5 separate regions of the Homo sapiens genome follow, and all the other regions are linked to region 4. A link is a contact called in ENCODE Hi-C or POLR2A ChIA-PET data. All regions are on one chromosome and are shown on one strand. The core of a region is the stretch at or near the end of the contact, and the rest is flanking DNA. Distances in the headings are between cores, read along the strand shown.

The links. A loop is a pair of places that touch in the nucleus more often than their neighbours do. ChIA-PET counts read pairs that join two places held with the same protein, here RNA polymerase II (POLR2A). Pooled maps may share reads with other maps.
Region 1: a loop to region 4 is called in a pooled map, with 25 times the contacts of the local background. The contact joins the promoter of PIGM here to the promoter of ATF6 in region 4. A Hi-C loop is called at or near these places in 6 of 50 pooled maps.
Region 2: a loop to region 4 is called in a pooled map, with 2.6 times the contacts of the local background. The contact joins the promoter of HSD17B7 here to the promoter of ATF6 in region 4. A Hi-C loop is called at or near these places in 5 of 50 pooled maps.
Region 3: a pooled map shows a loop between it and region 4 (8-fold over the local background). The contact joins the promoter of NCSTN here to the promoter of ATF6 in region 4. A Hi-C loop is called at or near these places in 1 of 168 maps with a recorded cell type or tissue (ascending aorta) and 10 of 50 pooled maps.
Region 5: a loop to region 4 is called in a map of dorsolateral prefrontal cortex, with 19 times the contacts of the local background. The contact joins the promoter of NUF2 here to the promoter of ATF6 in region 4. A Hi-C loop is called at or near these places in 2 of 168 maps with a recorded cell type or tissue (CD8-positive, alpha-beta T cell and dorsolateral prefrontal cortex) and 14 of 50 pooled maps. POLR2A ChIA-PET finds 5 or more read pairs at or near these places in 1 of 52 experiments (GM12878).

Annotation. Positions count from the first base shown.
Region 1 is chr1:160,029,715-160,033,576 of GRCh38, reverse strand. PIGM (phosphatidylinositol glycan anchor biosynthesis class M) reads left to right here and starts at 1,587. Exons shown (of 1, transcript NM_145167.3): 1 at 1,587-3,862. The coding sequence starts at 1,838. The coding sequence ends at 3,109.
Region 2 is chr1:162,788,140-162,791,953 of GRCh38, reverse strand. HSD17B7 (hydroxysteroid 17-beta dehydrogenase 7) reads right to left here and starts at 1,252. Exons shown (of 9, transcript NM_016371.4): 1 at 1,119-1,252. The coding sequence starts at 1,153. RefSeq lists a silencer at 1,265-1,324.
Region 3 is chr1:160,341,484-160,344,960 of GRCh38, reverse strand. It overlaps NCSTN (nicastrin), which reads right to left and starts at 1,578. Exons shown (of 17, transcript NM_015331.3): 1 at 1,480-1,578; 2 at 135-239. The coding sequence starts at 1,564. COPA (coat protein complex I subunit alpha) reads left to right here and starts at 1,711. Exons shown (of 33, transcript NM_004371.4): 1 at 1,711-1,830. The coding sequence starts at 1,791. RefSeq lists enhancers at 1,509-1,558, 831-1,778.
Region 4 is chr1:161,764,310-161,767,932 of GRCh38, reverse strand. ATF6 (activating transcription factor 6) reads right to left here and starts at 1,613. Exons shown (of 16, transcript NM_007348.4): 1 at 1,491-1,613. The coding sequence starts at 1,572. It overlaps ATF6-DT (ATF6 divergent transcript), which reads left to right and starts at 1,786. Exons shown (of 3, transcript NR_187280.1): 1 at 1,786-2,103; 2 at 2,432-2,509. It overlaps LOC124904444 (a long non-coding RNA gene), which reads right to left and starts at 1,484. Exons shown (of 2, transcript XR_007066695.1): 1 at 1,127-1,484. RefSeq lists enhancers at 1,606-1,685, 1,716-1,795, 3,335-3,504.
Region 5 is chr1:163,320,083-163,324,005 of GRCh38, reverse strand. NUF2 (NUF2 component of NDC80 kinetochore complex) reads right to left here and starts at 2,052. Exons shown (of 14, transcript NM_145697.3): 1 at 1,794-2,052. LOC127814295 (a long non-coding RNA gene) reads left to right here and starts at 2,271. Exons shown (of 5, transcript NR_182654.1): 1 at 2,271-2,384. It also overlaps a transcript of RGS5 not described here. RefSeq lists enhancers at 1,833-2,062, 2,103-2,312.

The sequences.
Region 1 (3,862 bases), core at 338-2,837, 1.7 Mb after region 4:
ATATAAAAGGACATAGAGCTATCACAATATGAATATGGAATATATAAGATTAACACAGTTCATCTCCAAGGGATAAATTGAAGTGTAGGATGGATGAGCAGCAGGTAGTTCTGGGAGCTGCATGTTCAGACTGCATGAAGTCACCTCCTTTTCCTTATTCTAGTCTAGAAGACTTCCCCTAGGAAGCAGGCTTATTCTATAAAATCCAATTAGTCAGTATTTACTAAGCATTTACCATGTGCCTAAGACTACAATAAATTACACATAATTGAAAAAAATTAAGGATAAGATATAATTTCTACCCCCAAGAACCCTATAATCTCTTGTGAGGGCTATGAATACAATCTAAAATAAAGTATCAAATTCTACAATGCGGACTATGTAAGTGCACTAAGTAACCACGGAAAGGGAAGAGCTAATGGGTTACAGTCCTTGGCAAGAAATTCATGGAAGTAGGGTTGGAGTGGGGTGGGGGGAGCAGGGGACCTTGACATACATAAAGGATATTTAAAAGGGAAAATAACTGGGAGTTGGGAGCAATCCAAAGATGCCACTCTAGAAATATTCTGGTAGGAGGAACCTCTAAAATCAATTCAACTTTACTGAATGGCTACTAGTACTGTGTTAGATGTTGAGGTAGAGAAAAGAACAAGATAATCTCTGATACCGAAGAATTGAAAGTGTCCTGATGGAAAACTAGGAGAGCAAAACAAACAAAAACAGTTATTACAAAGCAGTGTGACAAATGCTGTAACAAAGGAATGACCAGGGAGTTCTGGAGCACTGGGAGAACTTTTAGTAGCATGGCAGGGTCTTCTGTGTGAGTGATTTTCTGGAACTTAGATCCCGTCCGCCCCAGTCTACCTATCCTCGGACAGGGGAGGGGACTGGCATCTAAGTCATTCATTCTGCGTGATGAGGAAGTGAGTGGGAGCTGGGAGCTAACACTTGCACTGATGCCTGAAGGGTTGAGTAGGTATTTGCCAGAGTGATTGGAGAGCGGATGGCAACTTTGACAGAAGAAATAGCAAATACAGAGATACTGAGGCATAAGGGGCTGACAAGTTAAGGAATTTTGTGACGCTTTCCTGTCTTCTTTCCCATCACCTTCACCTAGGGTTGCCGGATAAAATACAAGCTGCCCACTTAAATCTGAATCTCTGATTACCAACTAGTAATTTAAAAATATAAGTATGCCTCCAATATTGCATGGAACATACACACTCAGCCCCCTTCAACTCATCCTGTCCTGTCCGGGGCCCACAAATCCCCGGTGAATACCGGCGAGCTAGTGGAGTAAAGCATGAGAAGGCTTATCTTCCTTTCACTCCTACATTTTTCACTCTCGGATCTCCAGCCCAGGACTGAAGGATGTAGCGCGCAGCCCGCAGCTCGCTGCTCGTCGGAGGGTTTTCCTCTGAGGACTGGAAATGGGGCGCGGGAAGAGGGCGGGGGGCGGCGGGCTGTCACTTACAAAGAAATCTCACTCCACTCCATAAAATCCTCAAGCCAGTGCCGGATTTCCCGGCAAGCGGACGTCTCCCCTCCCACGGACCGGAAATCCCGCCTCCGCTGGAAGAAGAAGCGGAAGCGAGACCGTCCATCCAGAGGAAGGCAAGTTTTTGGCTCGGGCGGCTGAGAAGACCGCGCGGGGCTGGAGACAGGTAGCAGTACGGGGGCGGGGCTTCATGCCGGATGTGATAGTCTGCAGTCGTTTCGGTTGGCAGCCTGGCGGGTGGGAGATGCGGCGGCCACCTGCTGCAAAGAACCGAAGGGAAGGTTAGAAGTACGAAGGCAGTTTGGAGCTGGGGCTAAGCAGCTGTCGCACGGTCAGATCATGGGCTCCACCAAGCACTGGGGCGAATGGCTCCTGAACTTGAAGGTGGCTCCAGCCGGCGTCTTTGGTGTGGCCTTTCTAGCCAGAGTCGCCCTGGTTTTCTATGGCGTCTTCCAGGACCGGACCCTGCACGTGAGGTATACGGACATCGACTACCAGGTCTTCACCGACGCCGCGCGCTTCGTCACGGAGGGGCGCTCGCCTTACCTGAGAGCCACGTACCGTTACACCCCGCTGCTGGGTTGGCTCCTCACTCCCAACATCTACCTCAGCGAGCTCTTTGGAAAGTTTCTCTTCATCAGCTGCGACCTCCTCACCGCTTTCCTCTTATACCGCCTGCTGCTGCTGAAGGGGCTGGGGCGCCGCCAGGCTTGTGGCTACTGTGTCTTTTGGCTTCTTAACCCCCTGCCTATGGCAGTATCCAGCCGCGGTAATGCGGACTCTATTGTCGCCTCCCTGGTCCTGATGGTCCTCTACTTGATAAAGAAAAGACTCGTCGCGTGTGCAGCTGTATTCTATGGTTTCGCGGTGCATATGAAGATATATCCAGTGACTTACATCCTTCCCATAACCCTCCACCTGCTTCCAGATCGCGACAATGACAAAAGCCTCCGTCAATTCCGGTACACTTTCCAGGCTTGTTTGTACGAGCTCCTGAAAAGGCTGTGTAATCGGGCTGTGCTGCTGTTTGTAGCAGTTGCTGGACTCACGTTTTTTGCCCTGAGCTTTGGTTTTTACTATGAGTACGGCTGGGAATTTTTGGAACACACCTACTTTTATCACCTGACTAGGCGGGATATCCGTCACAACTTTTCTCCGTACTTCTACATGCTGTATTTGACTGCAGAGAGCAAGTGGAGTTTTTCCCTGGGAATTGCTGCATTCCTGCCACAGCTCATCTTGCTTTCAGCTGTGTCTTTCGCCTATTACAGAGACCTCGTTTTTTGTTGTTTTCTTCATACGTCCATTTTTGTGACTTTTAACAAAGTCTGCACCTCCCAGTACTTTCTTTGGTACCTCTGCTTACTGCCTCTTGTGATGCCACTAGTCAGAATGCCTTGGAAAAGAGCTGTAGTTCTCCTAATGTTATGGTTTATAGGGCAGGCCATGTGGCTGGCTCCTGCCTATGTTCTAGAGTTTCAAGGAAAGAACACCTTTCTGTTTATTTGGTTAGCTGGTTTGTTCTTTCTTCTTATCAATTGTTCCATCCTGATTCAAATTATTTCCCATTACAAAGAAGAACCCCTGACAGAGAGAATCAAATATGACTAGTGTATGTTCCACACCCTCTGCTACTGTGTTACATTCTGATTGTCTTGTATGGACCAGAAGAGAGCTTTGGGACATTTTTTCTGAACATTCTAAGCATTCTAGTGAAAGTTCCCATGTTCCAACAGAACTTAAAAGCAATGTTTGCCTTATATATAAAAGGGACACAATAATTGAGGTCCACCTTCTAGGAAATCCTAGGACTCGTTTATTTGGGACATGGTGGGAATAAAGGTCACATATTGGAAAATGGAAAGGCTGATGAAACTATCAGATACTAAAACATTCTTAAAATAGAGGAATATAGTTAGAGACATCAGGTTTAAGCCAGTATTTGTTCCTGTTTTACAATGCTTCTGTCTTAAGCTGTGTCTTAACTTTTAACACCCATCTTTTCTTTCTAAAGCTTTCCTGACAGCTGTGAAAATCCAAAAAATATTCTTAAACTGTGTATGGTGGCCCTTGCCTGTAGTCTCAGCACTTTGGGAGGCTGAGGTGGGAGGGTCGCTTGAGTTCAGGAGTTCTAGACCCACCTGGGGCAAGATGGTGAGACCTAGTCTCAAAAAAAAAAAAAAAAATTAGCCAGGTGTTGTGGTGCACCCCTGTAGTCATAGCTGCATGGGAGGCTGAGGTGGGAGAATTGCTTGAGCCCAGAGCAAGACCCTGTCTCAAAAAAAAAAAAAAAAAAAAAAAGGAAAGGACAACTTTTTAGATAGAAAAGTATTAAATAATACTAAGATGCTTAGTAGTATTATT
Region 2 (3,814 bases), core at 3-2,502, 1.0 Mb before region 4:
CAGCCTGGCTGATAGCAATGAAAAGCTGGGTAATAAGTTCTCTTTCAAGACTTAAGCTGATTCCAGGCAAATATGTTAATAGTTAAAACCCAAAAAGAGCCTGGAACCATCAGTAATCTATTAGCACCAACAACAAAGCATCAAAAATATTTATTTGTCCTCACATGAGAACAGTAGGCATTTAATATACAATTGCACATGTCACAATATATGTAAAAGAAACAGACAAAATCAATTCTGACTTACTCAGTACCTTCCACATAAGAAGCACCAATCAACGGTTAAAGTCACTTGAGAGGGTATGCTAAAAAGTTGCCAAATGCAGACACCTACCAAGCTGGCTTAGTTAATACGCATGTGGTTAAATAATTGAAAGTGGATCAATCTTAAATGTTTAACATGTCCTCTGTCTTAATCATTTAAAAATGCCAAATGCAACTAGTAGAAAAATGGTTTGATTGGCTTCATCCTCCACACATTTTTCACAGAAGTGCAAATGACAGGTAAAACAAGCAACAGAAGAGGCTGAGAGACTAAACGAGCAACCCTGGAATTATTATGAGCTGGTTATTCTGCACCCCAACCATGCCTTCATAGGAAAAGATTAATTTTCTCTGGGTTTCTGAAGAGTATGTTAGCTCTCTAGCACTGAGCTAAATGAAACGGGATTGTTTTCTCTCCACCGTCCTAATGTTCATGGGTGTTCAAATTTGTAGGCAAAAGGCTTGTACAGACAAAACACCTGGAGTATAAGACATGATCACGTGGTCAGGAGCAAAATATTGGGCACTGACGATAAATACGAACAGTAGGCAAAGATGGAAAAGGGGCGGAGCCCGCCTGAGTACCCCATTGCCTTGATAACCTCAGGATCATCACTGCGACACTCATCACTTACTGATGCTCTAGTTTTCCTTTTCACTGTCATGTTTAATACAAAGCACCAGTTACTGAGCACCTCAAGAGGCCGACATGCCCCACACCTGCTGCAGACTCCGGGGAACCTAGGCAAAGCCAGGGGCGGGCGCTTCCGGGGTCCGTTCGTGGAGGGTCGCAGACCCCTGCTCTCTCGGACCCCTGATCCGCTGCCGCCTCTGCCAACCCAAAGGAGGCCTCACCTGCTAGCCCCGGTGATCAAAACCACCTTTCGCATCTTCGCGCACTCACACTTCCAAGCAGTGAAGCAAACACCGCCGCTGCTTTCGGAAGTCCTACGATTTCGGGCCGCCTCACCCGTCACCAATCAGAGTACGGCCACGCCCCGCCTCCCGTTGCGTCATCGAGTCTGAGCTGATCCCTCCAATCTCAGTCCGCCAACCGTTCCCTGCCCTCGGAGACGGCGTCGGGTGAGATAGGCCGAGGGGCGGAGCTGCGTGACGCAAAGCCCGGAGCCATTCCAGGCTCTTCTCGCTCCGCCTAGGCGCAGGTGTCTGTCACTGCTTCCTAGGGCTCAGCGGGCGCCTGATCTTTAATCCTGGTGGGGGCGTCACCCGGCCTAGCACTCAGGACAGGATCTGTGACACGCACTGGGTCTGTGCCCTGGCGCCTGAGATTGGCACTTCTTTGCAGGAAGGCCTCACGGTATTTGCACCAGTGCCCATTTTAGAGAAAAGGTTTGGGTCTAGGAGCCAAAGTTGGGCGATTATCATCTAATTTTCCACTCCTTTTTGGATGTACAGATCCAGGCATTGTGCCACTTCACAGCCCAACTTTTGATCCCAGACCTCCTCCTCTAAAGAAGCTTATTTGAGAAAATGAGCACTGATTTTATTAAGAACTTTATGTAGAATCAGACGTAAATTACCAGTATTCAAAACTTGGAATGTGGCGTGGAATCAGAATCTCAGAACTTCATTCTCCGAAGTACTGAGAATGTGCTGTAACCTTCTGTATCAGTGCATCTCAAACTGTGCTAAAGGACCTGTTTTTGTCTCCAAGCCATCCCAGATGGGTGCTTTTAGAAAATACAAAAAAATAAAGTGCTAGAAAAAGAAAAGCAAAAGGCATACAAAACACAAGCCCCGATATTTTATTATTAGATCCAAGACATATAAAAGTACTCTGCCAAAATGAGGCAGAATAGGGTTTGGAGGCAGGGTACTTAAGGCCACTTCGTGCTGACTTCCTAAAGCTCAATCAAGGAAAAACAGCAAGGGCTGGAAGTAGGGAATCTGAGACCAATTGGTGCTGGCTTCCCAAAGCTGGATCAAAAGGAAAACACCTGGGTCTGGGGGCCGAGAGCCTAGGGTCAATTAACACCAACTTCCTAAAGCTAAACCAGAAGGAAAAACCCCATCTCCCCACTCCCCAGTAGCAAAGGATCAAAGGCTACTCTCCCTACAACCTTCTGTTCTCAGACCAAACTGAGGGTTGGGCTGCTATTTTTCAAGGCCCAATAACGAGATGCAGATGAGCTGGGGAGGAAGAGAGTTTTTATTTCTGTAACCGGTTGCAGGGAGAAGGCCTGGAAATTATCACCAGACCAACTCAAAATTACAGTTTTTCAGAGCTTATATGCCTTCTAAGCGAACTGTCTATGTGTAAGTGTGCATTTATCTAAAGACATAAGTGATTAACTTCTTTTAATCTGTAACTAAGGTCTGAGTCCTGAAAACCTTCCTCTGGAGCCTCAGTAAATTTACTTAACCTAAATGGGTCCAGGTGCTGGGGTGATTGCCCTTGTATTCTCTCCTGCTAAGTGGTGGAGGTTTGAGGAGTTCTCTTAGACCCCCCAATAAACTTGTTTGTGGAGGCCTGGGGAGTTTCTTCAGACCACAATAAAACTTGTTTAATCCTAAAGGGGTCCGGTTAAGAATTCTTTCTTTATTTTGTATGCTTTAAGAGGCCCAGGAAAGGCCTAGGCAAAATTCTTGATGGGCTTTTGTTACATCCCAGCCTTTGTATAAGGGCACTGGCTTTTAATATTTAACCACTTAGTACTGAAACAGTTGTTAGTGAGACCTGGCCTGCCACACTTCCACCATGTCTCAGATGGAAAGGGAAAGTGCCTTGGATTGGCTGTGGGCCAAGCACTAAGCATGGGCCATGCCATCATCTGCATAGGGCACAAATTCACCTCAGCCTTTACTTAGCCATAAACCAAATCCTTCATCCAGATAAGGGGTAGCCCATAGGGACCTCAAAAGAACTACTTAAAACCCAGAAAACTTTGTAACTGGGCCCTTGAGCCACTTGCTCAGGCCCACTCCCACCCTGTGGAGTGCTTTCTCAGTTTAATAAATCCCTGCTTTTGCTTTCGCAGCTTCATTCCTTTGTTACTTTGTGCATTTTGTCCAACTTTTCGTTCCAAATGGCCAAAAACCTGGACGACTCACACTCAAGGCCCTCCTTCCAGTGACAAAACTGCTATAAAGGTTTCTAATGCTTACTCTAGGTTTCTGTATTTGTAGTAGACTGGTAATGGGACCATCACTAGCCCCAGCTCATGCAGAATAAAACTGTGTATCATACATCAAACGCTACTGAACATACTTTATTTAATGGCCTCTTTCAGTGTTTTAATTATTTATGAACAGCAATGATCCATAAAACACTGAGATAATTTATATTGGCTTTTGATTCTAGAGGTTTTGATTAATGATACCAACTTACTTAGTAATCATTTATCCTATATCAATAAAATTAGATTGAAAGAACAAATCTGGTTATTAGAACATTAGATTCCTAAATAAAATTTTTTTTTTTTTTTTTTTTTTTTAGACAGAGTCTCACTCTGTCAGCAGGCTGCAGTGCAGTGGCGCAATCTCGGCTCACTGTAACCTCCGCCTCCCGGGTTCAAGCAATTCTCCTGCCT
Region 3 (3,477 bases), core at 329-2,828, 1.4 Mb after region 4:
AGACGGTTATCTGTAACTGCCTACATACAGTCCAATATAAGTGTCAAATCTCCTAAGCAGGACATGGATGTTACTTAGTATCTAGGGCACAGACAAATATCAATGTCCACAAACATGAATCCATCTCAACTCACACTGGCAGCCAATCTGATGAGTGGCGTTGAGCAGGCGAACACAGGGAGCTGTTTTATTTAAGGGGATATATATCTTCCTCTCCACTGAGTTTCCCCTGCACAAACCTGATCGGAAGATAAAAAGTGTTAGAAAAATTTGAGAGACACAGGTACTAGCTTCTATCGTGTCATTAACCTGAAGTATGGCTTGGGTAAATCATTTAATATCATACTTTCTAAAATGAGATTAAAGTCCATTCTTCTGATTTCTTGGGCACACACTTATCGTAACAGATACATGTTCTACATGGCACCCAGCTATGTGCCTCAAAGGGTTATTACAAAGTCCATGTAGCGCCATTGACAGTGACACTAAAAGAGAGAAAACTTGGTCAAAGGAAAGGTGTTTGACCTTAGATTTGCCAGATTCTGGTTGCACAGGTGATCACACTTCTGCTTGTATATCCTGTATGTATATTACTAATTGGTTAATACACAGGTGCTGGGCTAAGAAAACTTTCTGAGGCATTTTTCCAAGAGTGTGAACAGAATTGAGAGAAACCTTATGACATACACGGGTCAGTTAATTTAACATCAGCAGGTCATTTGTGTGCCCACAGTGTGGGGCAGCTGTAGTTTCTCCTTTGAGGATCCTTAAAAACAATGTGAATTGGGGGAAGGCACAGTCATAGTTATATACAGGCATTTGCATTTTAGGGCTTGACCAACTAAAAAGCCATGTATCAGTAAATGAACGCGTATCAGCAAACACTTAAGTACATTATAAATGCCAAAAGTTCCTTGAATTGTTACTTCAGGGTCTTCACAGTTAAGAGTACCCATATCCTACCTTATTCTTGCTTTACTGATTAAAAAAAAAAAAAAAAAAAAAACCTGAGGCAAGGCAGGGGGACACAGACTTAGGATGTAATCAACAGAGGAAGAAATAAGAAATCCACCTTTTAAGCGCCGCACAGCACCCACAGAACAAGATTGCTTTCGTCTCAAAAAGTCTAAACGCGAGGAAGAAAGCTAACTTTCACACCTGTTCCTTTCGACTGTGGGGTGGGTGGCTGGGGTTGTGGGAAAAACGAGACATCTGGACAAAGTGGGAGAGGGTCAGGCTCGAAGTCCAGGAAGAGGCCTAGAGAAGGGAGTGAAGCGACACGACGTGCTGCGGGGGAGAAGGGACCTTCAGGTCCAGGCAAAGGGGGAACTTCTGTCGTGGGAACGAAAAAGAAAGAGGATTTACAGGGTGGGGGGACAGAGGGGCAGCAGGAACCAGAAGGGAGACAGTGGCGGTCGCGGCGGGGCCGATCCGAGAGTTCCCCTTAGAGAACGGAGCTCACGGGCGGGGAGGCCTCACCTGCTAGTAGGACGCAGAAAGACAGAAGGCGAAGGAGACCCCGACTTCCCGGGTCAGCCCCAGAGCCACCCCCTGCCGTAGCCATCTTGCCTCTCTGCTGAGCGGAAGCCCCCGTTCGGCTCCTGTCTGTTAGCGGCCTCTCTAGGCTACCACTGACACCGTCTCTGTGGCCCGGAGCCTAAGAGACCGGAAGTTCGTGTTTCCAGGCGCTTCCGGAAACCGCGGGAGAGGGTCGCTGACGTGGAGGCGTCCGAAGGGCAGCAGGGTGTGTCGGGGCTCGGATTAAGACATCGGAGTCGGAGACCTGAGAGATGTTAACCAAATTCGAGACCAAGAGCGCGCGGGTCAAAGGTAGTGGAGAATAAAAGGGGGAACATGGAGGTTGGATGTCAGGAGCGGCGCTGACACCGGGGAAGAGAAAATGGGTAGAGGTGTTGGTCGAAATGGGCCCACCAGACGGACCCGGAGGAAGACGGAGGGTGGGAGAGAGGTTGGGCCTGGCTAGCGGTTCTCCAGTCCCCTCTTCTTTGGTGTGTCCTTGGGCTTCGATTTACCTATAAAGTGGCTCCCACACTGCAGGGGATTCCTTAGACCCCCTCCCTATTCTTTCTTCCCCCTTTCTCTCTTGGCTGTGCTCCCGATTTGTGTTGTTCTGCTCCAAAGGCCCTGTGATCTGTTGGCTTTTTGATGACTGTGTTATATGGAGTGGCCCTGGGAACTGAGTCTCGATCTCTGTTACTCGCACCCGAGTCAGTAGCCTTTTTGGAGACGAGTAGTGGCAACCTCACTTAAGGAGGCCTTGGCTGCAGCATCTCAACATCAGTGCCTCCATTCGGCTTTATTTACTACCCGGAAATAGTACTTGAGGCTTATAACCCCAATAAAGTCTCAACTTGATAGAGTTGCCAGATAAAATGCAGGATACCCAGTTAAATTTGAATTTCAGGTAAACAATGAATAGTTTTTTAGTCTGTCGTTGCTTACCAGAAGTTCAAATTTATCTGGAAATCTCGTATTTTTATTTGCTAAGTACGGCAGCTCTAGAGCTCGAGTGTGGGTCGTTGGGGGTGGAGGGCAAATACTGAGATCGCAGTATTAGCCTCAGAACGTTAGAATGTGAAAGTCAGAGAAGTAAGGTCTCCGAAGACCTGGAAAAAATAGTATCTAGAATATTTAGTGAGATGCAGCGTAACAAAGTGGTTAGGAACTTGGTCTTTGAAGTCAGATGGGCTTGCCTTGGAATCCTGAGACATCCACTAACAAGCTGTGACTTGGATGACTTACTTAATGTCTCTAAGTCTGTATTTCCTCATCTGTAAAATCGTCTTTTATAGAGAGTATTAAAATGAGAAAGTATATGGAGTGTATTTATTACAGCGCCTGGTGTAGACTCAGTAGCTCAAAAACTGGAGGTTGTTATCAATGTGTGAATATATTCTGAGCAGTTTCTAAGTCTCTTGGGAAACTTGACCTTGAAAGATGGGTACCATTAAGAATTTCTGAGACCTGTATAGGTGAAATGTGAAATGGGTCTTCATAATCTTTCAGTTTTCTTTTCTGCTCCTAATTTCTTGCTGGGCAGTACAGAAGGAAAAACAAAGATGTCATAATATTTGAGGGCAAACATCCATTGTTGAGTGTACTTATATATCATAATTAAAAAAAAGAACCTAATGGAAAAATAGACAATTTAGAAGAAAAATTGTAAATGTTCAATAAATAATTAAAATAGTTCCACCTCACTAGTAATGAAAGAAATGCAAGAAAAAAAAAGTTAAGTTACTTTTTTGGGGGGAGGGTCTTAGATTTATAAAACAAAACAACAAATAGCTGATAGCAGCCTGTGTGCAAAATGGGCACCTCCATAAACTTCATGAGACTGTATATTGATACAGTGTTTTTACATTTAAACTATATGTACTAAAATGTTAAGTGCACATATTCTATTCCTGAGCAATCTCACAGGTCTTTAGCCTAGGGCAGTAATAATGCAAATAG
Region 4 (3,623 bases), core at 364-2,863:
GGTGAGCCAAGATTGCGCCATTACACTCTAGCCTGGGCAACAAAAGCGAAACTCCATCTCAAAAAAAGAGGTAAAGAAAAGAAATGTCATGAAAATATAATAGCTGACTAGCTGACAAAATAAATCATAACTACCCAATATATTCAAGTAGTCTTATTAATAACCAGGGATCTTAGGAAGAATAAAATCTGTAGACATGAGTTAGGAAAGCATTATAGAATAGATGCTAGGGGTACAGACTTTGGAGGTAGAAAAACCTGGTCTGATCCTTCTTCTGCCACTAACTAGCTCTAAGAATCTGAGCACAAATTCTGTTAGCCTCAGTTTCCTCATCTCTAAAATAAACAGTACCTCATTGGACTGTTGGTAGGATTAAACAAAATACTTCATGTCAAGAGTTTAACAGGGTCCCTGACACAAAGAGCTAAATAAATGGTTACTGTCACTAATGCATTTGGCTTGGGAAAATGGGAATAAAAAATCTTAAGTTTTCCAGCAACTCTTAAAAAATCTACCCAAGGATTAAAATAAATCTCCAATAGAATATAGTTTTAGAGAACATCTGTCCTTGAAACAATTAAATGACTTTGTTCAATAAAAAGTTGAGATTCCTTCCACTCCTGCTATTGAGAATGCTGATCCAAGGGAGAAAGATAAACTGGGTTCCCCCCAGTTCCAAGGCTGATGAGTGGTGTAGGCTCACTAGCGGGCCCATTTGGGAACCTACACAATCCCAAATTCATATTGGAACCTAAGAACAATATTACTATTATATCTTGCAATCAAGAGGAGAATAAAAGTCTCCTCTAAATACTTAGATAACAAAGTTTCTTCATTCTCATTTCCACTTCATCCCATTCCACCCTTCCTGACCACCAAAACCAAACAAAATATCCATTAACAAGAAAATTAAGAGCTGTATCTGGAGAGCAGTCAGGATTACACCATAAGTATTAGGTGTAGCTAAGCAGGGACCCGAGGTCAGGTGCTTGGGTGTTTTGCTTTTCTGCCAAGACGGACATCAGGCTTAAACCAATAGTAAAAGCTGTAAGATTAGAATTTCTTGTATATAACCACATTCTCTCATATACACCAAACACACAAAAACCCACTCCATTGTGCTCACCGCCCACATTTCACACTCAGGAAATAGCTTGTAGCCTTTTTGGCGGTCCCAGCCATTTTGCTCTAAACCTCCTAAAGACGTCCAGTGTTAGCCACACAAAAAGATCACCCGGTACTTCCCCAGTGGGAATAGTGAAAAACGACAGTTAACTCCAGTTAGACAATATTCTACTCTCCCTGTGGCCAGGACAGAAGCCGAACGATACTCCCAGACTCTTCCAGGGGCACGAACAGGAGTGACGAGGGGCCTCACTCCCCAGGCAGGGTTGGTCCACACCTGTCACCACGAGTGGGCGGAAGTAGGGAGGAAGAAACCTTTAGACGCGAACCCGAGCCACCCTGGTACATTCTCAGATCCCACTCACCCCAATCTTCATCCAGCCTGTGAAAGAGTCCCGGGCTAAAAGGTGACTCCATGGTGCCGGCAACCCCAGCCGGCTCCCCCATTTCACAAGTTCCTTCTCCCTGGAACTCCGTGATTAATATCTGGGACGGCGGCGGCAGGCGGACAAAATACTCCGTAACGCTGACGAGACGGTGGCCTAGTAAAGACAAACTACTTTTGCCGCACGAGGGATTTGTACGACACAGGAAAACGTCAGAGACTAAGCAAATTTGAATAGACCTCTGAGTAAATATTTCCCTTTTGGAGTTTTCAGGACTTTCTGTCCCGCTGTTTTATGGGGAAGGCGGGGGAAGACACGCAGACATCAATTCGACTAAACAAAGTTTATCAATAATATTAAAAATAAAAAGTAAAGCCCCTTTCTGAACATTATGGCTTATTCCTTGATTATCCTTCTTAATGCCACAGCGTGGCTATCTCAGAACAAAATTAGAGACTAACAGTAAATTTACTTTAATTTTTACGAATAATTCTCTATCAATGTAAAAATTTTTCATATACGCGTGTATGAAAGAAAAACACTACTATTTTTCCACATTCGTGAAAACTGCTTAACTGGGACAGTAACCGAGGTAAGTGGTACTATAAAACATACTTCTAGAAAGACTACTTTTATTTAAATAAATTGAAACAAAGCAAATATAAAAAGATAAACCCCCCAAATTTATCTCCTAAAGATAAATTTCTAAAGCATAGTATTTAGTCAAAGTCCAAGCGAGTCTACCCTAAGACCTACAGTAATCGAAGTTCCCAATATTTGTATTACTAAAGATTCGGGTTTTATTTAAAGGAAAATCACATACATCACGAACTCCAACTGAAAATATGAACTGAGTTTGATAAAGCAGTTTCAAGAACGCTACTTAAGAGAATTTCTTTTTCATCCATTTTAAATTTCAGCGGCCAGTGAATATTTAAAATACTGTAACCGACGAATACGTATGCTTCTAGGACCACGTGGAATCTTTCCCATGGTAGGTAAGCAAAACAAATGTGCTTCCCAGAACCCTCCAAACTGCTCGTGGGTATATTACTACAGATTACATAATGCAGCAGCGTTCCGGGACGCAAGCCCAGAAAAAGATAATTAAATCCCCTTACGTCAGATGTAACTACTTTTGTCATTAGAAAACTAATAAATTTTCACTTAAGGTGAAATTTATAACACTTTAATTCTCACCCAATTACAAATTCAAAAATTGACATAAAAAACTAAAATAAGGCCGGGCGCGGTGGCTCACGCCTGTAATCCCAGCACTTTGGGAGGCCGAGGCGGGCGGATCACGAGGTCAGGAGTTCGAGACCAGCCTGGCCAACATAGTGAAACCCTGTCTCCACTAAAAATACAAAAAGTTAGCCAGGCGTGGTGGCGGGCAAGTAGCTGTAATCCCAGCTACTCGGGAGGCTGAGGCAGGAGAATCGCATGAACGCGGGAGGCAGAGGTTGCAGCGAGCGGAGATCGCACCACTGCACACCAGCCTGGTCGACATTGCGAGACTGCGTCTCAAAAAAAAAAAAAAAAAAAAAACCTAAAATAAAATAAAATCATCGAGTCTTCTGTATCCCACTAGACACCTTAGTCTTTTAAGAAAATCACCATGACAAATCGCCAATTTTTTTAATTTCCAAAAGATTTTATTTTTATTCAAAAAGTGCAAGTAATTATGAAACAAACATTTGTGACCTATCACCAAGAATTTAAAAATTTAACATTTTTCATTTTTGTCCCAGATTTTTCATAAGAAATTAAATACTACAGAATTGAATTCCTCTTTCCTCCCTGCTTCATTTTCCTCCCTTGGCGTAGGCCACTTCTACCATGAATTTTATGGGTATAAAATTTTATTTTATAAAAATAAAAGTGTAATTCTAGTCCACTTTTATTTTTAGTTTTACGGTGCTTAAACATGTTTATAGACACATGCATTTAGTGTCATTTGGGTTTTTTTAATGTATGTAAACTTTAATGTTCTCCAAATCATTTTTCTTATTGGATATTAAGGATCTACCCATGGTATTTCCTTGAATGAATCTCAATTTCTCTCTCTCTCTCCCTCTTTTTTTTTTTTTTTTTTTTTTTGAGACAGGGGCT
Region 5 (3,923 bases), core at 803-3,302, 1.6 Mb before region 4:
TGGTCTAGGGCACAGTATAATGGCCTCTGCTGTAGCACTTACTGATCAACTGAAACTCCAAGAACTTCATCATGACCGTCTTGCATCAAGGCGGCTTCTCCCTGTTCTTTTTTTCCCCCTTTCCCTCTCTTTTTTTTTGGTCACCATCTGCTGTGTCACTTGTGTTCTTGTTGTATAAATTGATTATTTGAAACTTAAGCAAGGATTTGTACTTTCTACTATTAAATTTCATGATTGCAAGCTTTCCTTTTAGAGCTAGGACGTTTTGTCTATTTTTTTTTCTTTGAGGCAGGGTCTCAGTTTGTCATCCAGGCTGGAGTGCAGTGTGGCACAATCACAGCTCACTGCAGCCTCGACCTCCCAGGCTCAAGCTATCCTCCTGCCTCAGCCTCTCAAGTAGCCAGGACGACAGCAGGCACACACTACCACGCCCTGTTAATTTGTGTGTGTGTGGAGATAGGGTCTCACTATGTTGCCCAGTCTGGTCTTGAACTTCTGGGCTCAAGTGATCCTCCCACCTCAACCTCCCAAAGTGCTGGGATACAAGCATAAGCCACCTTGCCAGGCCACAGAGCTGGGATCTTTTGGAATCCAGATTCTGATGCATCACATATTAGATGTTCCCTTCAGCATAAATATGCATTCTACATTTTCATCTAAGTCACAGCCTTAAAAACTGTTCATAAAAGGACTGGACCAAAGAAAGACTTCAGAAAAAGTCACTTTTCCAAAAAAGCTGCATCTGAATTAGAGAGTATTGCAATAGAAAGCGTAGGTGTAAAGTATCTTCATAATTATTATCACTTGTTCCTCTCTTCTCTAATGTTTGGCACTCTGCTATCAGATTAATCCTTATAAAAACACTTAACGCATCATATAATATTTGTATGAAAATACTTCAATTACTCACCTTACCCACCACATCAAATTCAAATTTTTCTGCTAGGCTTCTAAACCCTTTAATAATTGAATGAAATTTCTGCTCCAAGTTAGTCTCCTAACTTTCCCAAACTTCCAGTATTTCCTTTTGGAACCTCCTCCAATATCCAAATTCTATCATTCTTTCGAAGTACAATTTCAGTTACAATTTATTCATTAACGAGAGATGAAGACACTTTCCAACTACATAGTTTGAGCTCCTAGGTGGGATAAAGTATATAAATGACTTAATATATATGCAGTAATACTCTGTCTAACGAGTAGCAAAGATTAACCTATAATTACTCATCTGGTTTCTCATTTATTTGCAGCACCACGATGCTGAGCAGAGTGAGTAGGTACTAAAAGTACTCTGTTAAATTTTACACACTTCGTTTTGTTAAAATAAACTATTTGTGGACATCACAGTTCCACGAGGCAGAGATTAAACAAAAATAAACAGAAATGGCTCCCAACTTCAATGAATTAAGTAAAACGTTCCTTGAACTTTTAAAAGGAACAATGATGGCGTTATGCATGCGTAGTGCTATATATGCGCTGCTCTTTTCCTTTGAATTTTGGATTAGGTGTGATATTTTTACCTTTTCATTCATGGTTTTGGATTTGGTTAAGAAACGTTTGGCAACGGAGATGTGTAAAAAGCTGACAAGCATCTGCAGCCAAATAAACCACATTACCACCGCCTTTCCAAAAATCACACATAAATGTATGCCTAACTTGAACAATTTCAGCTCAAGCTCGTCTTCTTCGGTCTATGCTGCACCAGAAAACACCCGTTAGTTTAGTAGGAACTGAGCTCTGGTTGTTTCTGGGACTAACATCAAATAAAAAGTAACGACGGGCCCGCCCCTCACCTCCCAGGCTCTGGTTTCTTCCGCCTCCTCCCACCGCTGAGCACGACGAAAACACCGCCAGGCCCAGCGTCCCGGCACCTGCCCGCGCCTTGGGATGGAGAAGGCGTCTGTCTGCAGGCTTCCTTCCTCCGTCCTCTCGCGCTCACCTACAGTGCCGGCCGCCGACAGGAAGACGGCGAGTTCGGGGAGCAGCTACAAGCAAAGTCAAAAATCAGCAAACGTCAACCGTCATCACTTTTCAAACTTGCCGCCTCCTACTGGAAGTCCCGCCCCATTCCGCCAAGCCCACGTCCAACCGCGACGGATGCCGGTTGGGCTCAAGAGACGCCAGGCAGGTGGGACTGGAGTTGTCATGGAAGGGGCAGGGCGCAGGGCGGAACCATTGCTCGCGGAGCTGGCGTCGAGTCGGAACCTCGGACTGCAGGAAGTGGGAGCACCGCGGTTTCGGGGAAGAGACCGGGGTTGAGCGTCTAGCCCATCTCTGCGTGACTTCCGCCAGCGTTTAGAGCGTTTTCGGGGTCCGAGTTGAAGAGCAAAACCAAGTGAAGGAAACTTCACTAAGTTCAGGGTGACAAGGGAGGAAGTACAGAGGTAATTTATAGAATTCCAGAGTAATAATAACTTGTTGAACATTGATTATGTGCCGGGTTTTGTTAGATGCTTATAAGCATCATCTCATTTAGACTTCATTAAAGGGGAGAAAAGGGATAGTGGAGAGATACTATCATCCCCTCAGGTGAGGGCTCTGAATCAGAGAATGCAGTTCTCTGCGCACAGTAGTTCACAAGTAGCATAGCTGGGATATGAACACACATCCTCTGACTCTGTGCTCATAAGCACGACTTCAAGAGGTGGAAGGAACATAACAGTTCATCTGGTCAAATCCTCTCGCTTTCACCGATATGAAAACTGGACTCAGAGAGAAGTGATTTGTTAGAAGTTATACAGTAAGTGGGACTGTAAAGTAGAAACCAGGTCTCCTGATTTTAGCTTCTCCCTCTTCGATCAGTGCTTTTCACCTCTGAACTGTTCCCCAAATTTGCACATTCCTGAGTGAGTTGCATTCTTCAGATAAGGGGCCCTGAAATCTGTATTTTTTTACATGGTATTTTGTTTGTTTGTTTTGGCAAGAGTGGAAACACTGCATTTAACACAAGTTAGGAAGCCATGGCAGGCCTGGTTGTCAGGGGAGAAAGCCATTAAGTTTTATTGAGGTTTGGGACAGGAGAAGACGTAATAGGACTTGTATCTGGTCACAGAGTAGAGCATCATCTGGTGACAGTCGTGTGTTGGATGGGGAACCTGAACTGAATTATGTGAAAAAAGTGCTAGAAAGGTTGTATTGAATGTAGACACAAATTCCGCTGCTTTGTCCTGTCCTGAAGAACTAAACCTATTGATAGTGAAGTCTATACCAATTCTAAATAAAAATACATTTCATATCATTAGTTCAGGGCTTTTGTCTTTCCTTTCAATGTCTATTTACTGATGTAAGTCTCAAAGTCGGAATCTAGTAAGACCCAAAAGGACATTAAGAAAATAGATTTTAAAAAAATATTAGAGTCAGTGAGGAAAGCAGAAAAAAGAGACCTGTCTCATTGACACTTGCCAAATCAAATTGATTACTGATACATGCATAATTTCCACCAAATTATATGTCCTTAGAGGCAGGGAAGGGAACCATAGCGTAGTGACTGAGAGCACATCTCTACGGTCAAAGGGAGTTGGATTGAAATCCCTGATCACACCATTTACTACCTAGGTGGACTTAGGCGAGCTATTTAACCTAACTGAGCTCGTTTCTGCATCTTTAAAATAGGGTGACAGTTCTATCTGCTTTATACGGTATCATGAAGATTAAGTGAATTAGTTCCTGTAGAGTGCTTAATTAAGTGCCTGGCAAAATTGTGAGTACTTGAAAAGTATTAGCTGTTATTTTGACTATTATTATTTATACATGGTCCCTAGGAAAATACCTTGCAAGTGGCAAGTGCTCAACAAATGTCTAAATTGTCGTTGAGAATCTAGAAAAAAAACCAAGCGATTTATGTGAAAGCCAAGATTAGAATGGACCATGGAGAAAGAGAAAAATGAGGCAAAGGAAGAAAAGAGCAAGACAACCATTTTGTT